Regions from separate parts of the Homo sapiens genome. Here region 1 is linked to region 2. The links are chromatin loops, found by intact Hi-C in ENCODE. Cell type or tissue: spleen. All regions are shown on one strand. Links, peaks and the distances in the headings refer to the core of each region. The heading gives the core; the rest is flanking DNA. Region 1 overlaps UBE2L6 (ubiquitin conjugating enzyme E2 L6). Region 2 holds the start of CLP1 (cleavage factor polyribonucleotide kinase subunit 1).

Region 1 (2,911 bases), core at 212-2,711, 95 kb after region 2:
TTAGGACCCTTTCTTTAATCCCTGACATCTGGGAGATTGATTATTAAATGCCTTGAGGTAGTCTTCTTTGGGTTAAGTCTGCTTGGTGTTCTATAACCTTCTCATGTTTGGATATTGATATCTTTCTCTAGATTTGGGAAATTCTCTGCTACTATCCGTTTGAATAAACTTTCTAGCCCTGTCTCTCTCCCTACCTCCTATTTAAGGCCAGTAACTCTTAGATTTGCCCTTTTGAGGCCATTGTCTAGATCCTGTAGGCATACTTCATTCTTTGTTTATTCTTTTTTTTTATTTTTGAGACGGAGTCTCGCTCTGTTGCCCAGGATGGAGTGCAGTGGCACAATCTTGGCTCACTGCAAGCTCTGCCTCCTGGGTTCATACCATTCTCCTGCCTCAACCTCCTGAGTAGCTGGGACTACAGGCGCCCACCACCACGCCCGGCTAATTTTTTTTTTTTTTTTTGTATTTTTAGTAGAGATGAGGTTTCACCGTGTTAGCCAGGATGGTCTCGATCTCCTGATCTCGTGATCCACCTGCCTCGGCCTCCCAAAGTCTTTGTTTATTCTTTTATTATTTTGCTTCATCTGACTGTATTTTCAAATACCCTGTCTTTAAACACTCTAGTTCTTCTGCTTGATCAATTCTGCTGTTAAAAGACTGATGCGTTTCAGTATGTTAATTGCATTTTTTTCTTTCTTTCTTTTTTTTTTTTTTTTGAGACAGAGTTCCACTCTTGTTGCCCAGGCTGGAGTGCAATGGCATGCTCTCGGCTCACTGCAACCTCTGCCTCTCCAATTCTCCTGCCTGAGCCTCCCAAGTAGCTGGGATTACAGGCCTGCACCACCATGCCCAGCTAATTTTTGTATTTTTAGTAGAAACAGGGCCTCACCACGTTGGCCAGGCTGGTCTTGCACTCCTAACCTCAGGTGATCTGACTGCCTCGGCCTCCCAAAGTGCTGGGATTACAGGCATGAGCCACTGCACCCGGCCTCAATTGCATTTTTCGACTCCGGAATTTCTCCTTGATTCTTTTTAATTATTTCAATTTATTTGTTAAATTTGTTGATGGGATTCTGAATTCCTTCTCTGTGGAGGAAATATTGAATTTCTTTGAGTTTCCTCAAAACAGCTATTTTGATTTCTCTGTCTGAAAGGTCACATATCTCTGTTTCTCTGGAATTGGCCCTGTGTGCCTTATTTAGTTCGTTTGGTGAGGCTGTGTTTTCCTGGATCGTCTTGAAGCTTGTGGATGTTTGTTGGTGTCTGGGCACTAAGGAGTTAGGTATTTATTATAGTCTTTGTAGTCTGGGCTTGTTTGTACTCATCCTTCTTGGGAAGGCTTTCGAGGTATTGGAAGGGGCTTGGCTGTTGTGATCTAAGTTTTGGTCACTGCAGCCATGTCTACATAAGGGGGCACTCCAAGCCTAGTAACACTGTAGTTCTTGCAGACTTTTAGAGGTTACTACCTTTGTGGTTTTGGATAACATCAGGAAGAATTCTCTGGATTACCAGGTAGAGACTCTCATTTTCTTCCCTTACTTTCTCCCAAACAAATGGAGTCTTACTCTCCGTGCTGAGCTCCCTGGAGCTGGGTGAGGTGTGACACAAGCATCCCCATGGTCACCAGAATTGGGACTGCACTGGGTCAGGCCTGAAGCCAGCACAAGACTGGGTTTTGCTCAAGGCCCGCTGTAATCACTACCTGGCTATGCCCTACGTTCGCTCAAGGCCCTAGGGCTCTGCAATCAGCAGGTGGTGAAGCCAGCCAGGCTTGTGTTCTTCCCCTTAGGGTGGTTAGTTCACTGCTGGGCCCCAGAGAGGTCCACAGTTGCTGTCCATGGGCCAGGGCCTGGAGTCGGAAACCTTAGAAATCTCTCTAGTGCTCTGTGCTACTGCAGCTAAGCTGGCACTGAAACCACAGGACACAGTCCTTCCCACTCTTCCCTCCCTTTTCCCCAGATATAGGAGTCTCTCCCCTTGTCCACCACCACCACGGGTCTATGAGGAGTACTGCCAGGGTACTACTGCTGATGTTCGCCTAAGGCCCAAAGGCCCTTCAGTCAGCTTGTGGTGAATGTGACCAGGCCTGAGACTCACCCTGCAGGGCAGCGGTCTCCCCTCTTGTTCGGCCAGATAATTCTTTGTTAGGATGTTTATCAGCATCTCTGGCCTCTATCCACTCTCCCGATTTATGACAACGGAACAATGTTCCCAGATATTACCGAATGTCCCTGGCTGGGTAAAATCGCCCCTGGTTGAGAACCACTGGTTTGTACCAATTCATTGTTCCAGAGAAATGTGACCTGCCCTTGAGTGTCTTTATCTTCCCCAACAAGAAAAGGCCTGTAGTCCCACAAGATGGACTCTAAAAGAGGGGCAGCATTCCTTTGTCAAATACATTTGAGAAGTACTGCATGCTGTGGGCCCACAGCTTGGTCAATCACCATACACAATAGCATATTAAAGGCTGTGGGAAGTTCTCCAGTGAAGAAACCTCTTTAGCCGAGATTTACCAAATGTACTTGACCTTGGAACCCTTTTCCTGTACTACCTATTAACCTTCTGCAGGACATACTGTACTTATGTTTCCCATCTGGGCCCTCTGCCCTGGTGCTTCTCCCCTTCTCTGCTTTATGGATTCCTGTTCATTCTGCATGGCCCAGCTCACAGAGTGCACCCTCTGTGAAACCTTCCTTCTCCCCTCTCATCTCCTTCCTTACCGTATATCCATACACATTCACATAATCACATCCATGTTTCGTCCATTACTCTATTGAAATTCTTGAGGACTGGGTCCTGTCTCAGTTAAATGTCAGTAGAAGATGCTCAGTAATGGCTGTTGGGAGAATTCAGAAGGGATATTCAGGTGTTTGGGCCACAGTTTTGGGAAGATGAGTCACTCCTTGCCCCC
Region 2 (2,911 bases), core at 193-2,692:
CAGGTGGCAGAGGCTGCAGTGACCCGAGATTGTGCCACTGCATGCTAGCCTGGGCAACAGAGCAAGACTCCATCTCAAAAAAAAAAAAAAAAATCATCCAATGGGCCAGGCACAGTGGCTTAGGCCTGTAATTTCAGCACTTTGGGGCGCTGAGTTGGGCAGATCCCCTGAGCTCAGAAGTACAAGACCAGCCTGGGCAACATGGTGAAACCCCGTCTGTAGAAAAAATGCAAATATTGGCCAGGCCTGGTGGCTCACGCCTGTAATCCCAGCACTTTGGGAGGCCAAGGTGGGTGGATCACCTGAGGTCAGGAGTTCAAGACCAGCTTGGCCAACATGGTGAAATCTCAGTATTTACTAAAAAATACAAAAATTAGCCAGGCATAATGGTGGGCGCCTGTAGTCCCAGCTACTCAGGAGACTGAGTCAGGAGAATCGCTTGAACCCAGGAGGTGGAGGTTGCAGGGTTGCAGTGAGGCGAGATCATGCCACTGTACTCCCGCCTGGGTGACAGACCAAGGCTCTGTCTCAAAAAAAAATAAAATAAAATAAACAAATAAATAAATAAATAATAAAAACATACAATGAATGTTTCCCCTTACCTTGCTTTAATTCTCTCCATATTTCTTATCACCATCGGTCTCACTATATATTGTGTCTTCCCCGCCTCCTCCACCCCAAAATGTAAGACTTAGGCATTTTTGTTTGATACTATATACTGCTTAGAATACAGCTTGACAGACTGTAGGCACCTCAATACATTGAGTGAATTAATGTCTCAGACATCAGAGAAAAACCATACCTACAGACTGACAGAAGATTTAATTATATCACCCTCCATCACTCTATTGGTAAACTCCAAACTTGAGAAGGTAACAGATGCCCTGACCCCAATCATCCTAGTCAACAGGAAAGGGCGTCTGAAATACGGATGCAAAGCAGAGCACACCGGGTCTGAACTCAGAAAACAGCCTAATCCTCGTCTCTGTAACTACTAGTAGTGTCTTTAGACAATCACTTAACTTCTCTGAACCTTTGAAGCTGTCGACTGGAAGCACTTACACTTCCTCAAATACAGTGTTGTTCTTGGGGTTTACAGGAATTGTGGGAGGAAAAAAAAGCACTTCGTAAACTAGAAAACGGCAAGGAAACGATATGAATTATTTCTGATCCTGGACTGCAGCTCTAGCTCCAGCATTTGTCCCAACCTTCCCAGACACCAAAATCTCCCCAAGACACCAAAATCTCCCCAGACACCAAAATGTCCCCAGACCCCAAGGAGGTGACAGTTGTGTTCCTGCCCTTTTTTTAACTCACCTGCGCAGCCAGGAGCCCAACAGGTAAACTCAGAAGGTCCTCCCGTGCAGAATTTAAACCAAACTACAAGCGGTTCTTGCCCGGACCCACGCCGGAAACAAACGCAGTTCCGCACTTGCGCTGTGAAAGGACACGCGGTCGCGCGCTGCCCTTTGGGATGTGTAGTTTGCCGGAGCAGCCGAGAGCGGGTGCACTCGCTAAGCCGCTCGGCCTTCTGGGAGTTGTAGTCAAAGGATTGTTTTGAACGTGACGCCAAAGGTGGGAGGGGCGGCTGTTGTCATTATTCGTGCAGCCGGAGGGAGGGGTGAGGAGGCGTGGCGGTTGCGCCCCCGCGCTGGGCAGGGACAGGTCGAGGGACCAGGCTTCGGCAGTGCGCGTCCGCGGCGGGAATCTCGCCCCAGATTTCCTGCTCCCCTGCAGCCCAGGAAACAGAAGGGAGGCCCGGGAGAAAGAGAGACTCACTGTCTCGGTCTAGGTCCCGCGACGGCCTGCTTGCCTGGACAAGCCACGAAGCACAAAATCCTTTTTAGGCAGGGGGAAACCCAGGGATAGAGAAAGCGGAGGAAGACAGCCTGACAGAGGTTTCACCAAGCTGTCATCTCCCACCTGACACAGTGCTTGGCACATGGAAGGCATTTCAAATTTTTTTTCTTTAATAAAAGAATAAAAATCCGATGATTTCTTCCAGCTACAAGTCAGTCATTACCCAACAACCTCTCTCCCACTAAACGAGGATTTTTGTTAGGCACTCATTTCCCTCCATAAATCCCTGACAGTTACAGGTCAGTCATTTGCCCCGCAGCCAACAGGTTCCACCACGTCTATAATCCTCTTTTTACTACCTTGGGCTTTGGAATCTTATATTATTTGCTATACTGCTTACATTACTGTGTGACTTTGAGCAAATCACAGGCTTCATCTCTCTGAGATCGTTTTTTTTTTTCTTTTTGTTTTTGAGACAGGGTCTCACTCTCTCGCCCAGGTTGGAGTACAGTGCCGCGAACATGGCTCACTGCAGCCTCGACCTCCTGGGCTCAAGCGTGATATCGTTTTTTGTCTGCAAAGTTGGGATAATAACAGTGCCCAACCTCCTAAAGTTGTTTTGACGATTGCAGGAATGTGCCTGTAAAGTACTAAGTACAATGCCTGTAATATAGAAAAAAATCTGATATCAGCTTTTACGTTTTTATTATAGGCTGGGGCGGAAGGGGCTATAATATCATTCATTCGTGCAATACTTAACATTTTTCAGATCCCTTTCAGGCATCTTCTTTCACAGCCACCCTGTAAAGACAGCTTTATTATATCCAATTTCAGATGGGGGAGGAGACTCAGATAGGTGCAGAGGTTTGCCCAAACATTAACAGCCATTGGTAGAGCTAGGACTCAAACCCAGAGTTTCTGAGTCCGGTTATAATAATAGTAAACATTTAGGCCAGGCGCGGTGGCTCACGCCTGCAGTCTCAGCACTTTGGGAGGCCGAGACGGGCGGATCACCTGAGGTCAGGAGTTCGAGACCAGCCTGACCAACATGGTGAAACCCCATCTATACTAAAAATACAAAAATTAGCTAGGCGTGGTGGCGGGCGCCTGT

Evidence for each region. Hi-C counts contacts between places; a loop is a spot of excess contacts. Peaks named below come from ENCODE experiments on the same cell type or tissue, not always from the same donor. Only the 100,000 strongest peaks of a DNase experiment are listed, where the experiment ranks them.
Region 1: a loop joins it to region 2, with 5 times the contacts of the local background. A loop is called at or near these places in 97 of 110 quality-filtered maps.

What each region holds. Positions count from the first base shown.
Region 1 is chr11:57,561,287-57,564,197 of GRCh38, reverse strand. All of the region lies in intron 1 of UBE2L6 (ubiquitin conjugating enzyme E2 L6), which reads left to right. Among named protein-coding and RNA genes, the nearest start is that of UBE2L6, 4.9 kb to the left of the region's middle. In spleen, for the core only: no CTCF peak of the experiment used is centred there; no DNase peak of the experiment used is centred there; H3K27ac peaks cover 1,055 bases.
Region 2 is chr11:57,656,267-57,659,177 of GRCh38, reverse strand. CLP1 (cleavage factor polyribonucleotide kinase subunit 1) reads right to left here and starts at 1,416. Exons shown (of 3, transcript NM_006831.3): 1 at 1,318-1,416. RefSeq lists an enhancer at 1,773-1,942. In spleen, for the core only: a CTCF peak has its summit at 1,640; a DNase peak (open chromatin) is centred at 1,537; H3K4me3 peaks cover 1,946 bases; H3K27ac peaks cover 1,519 bases.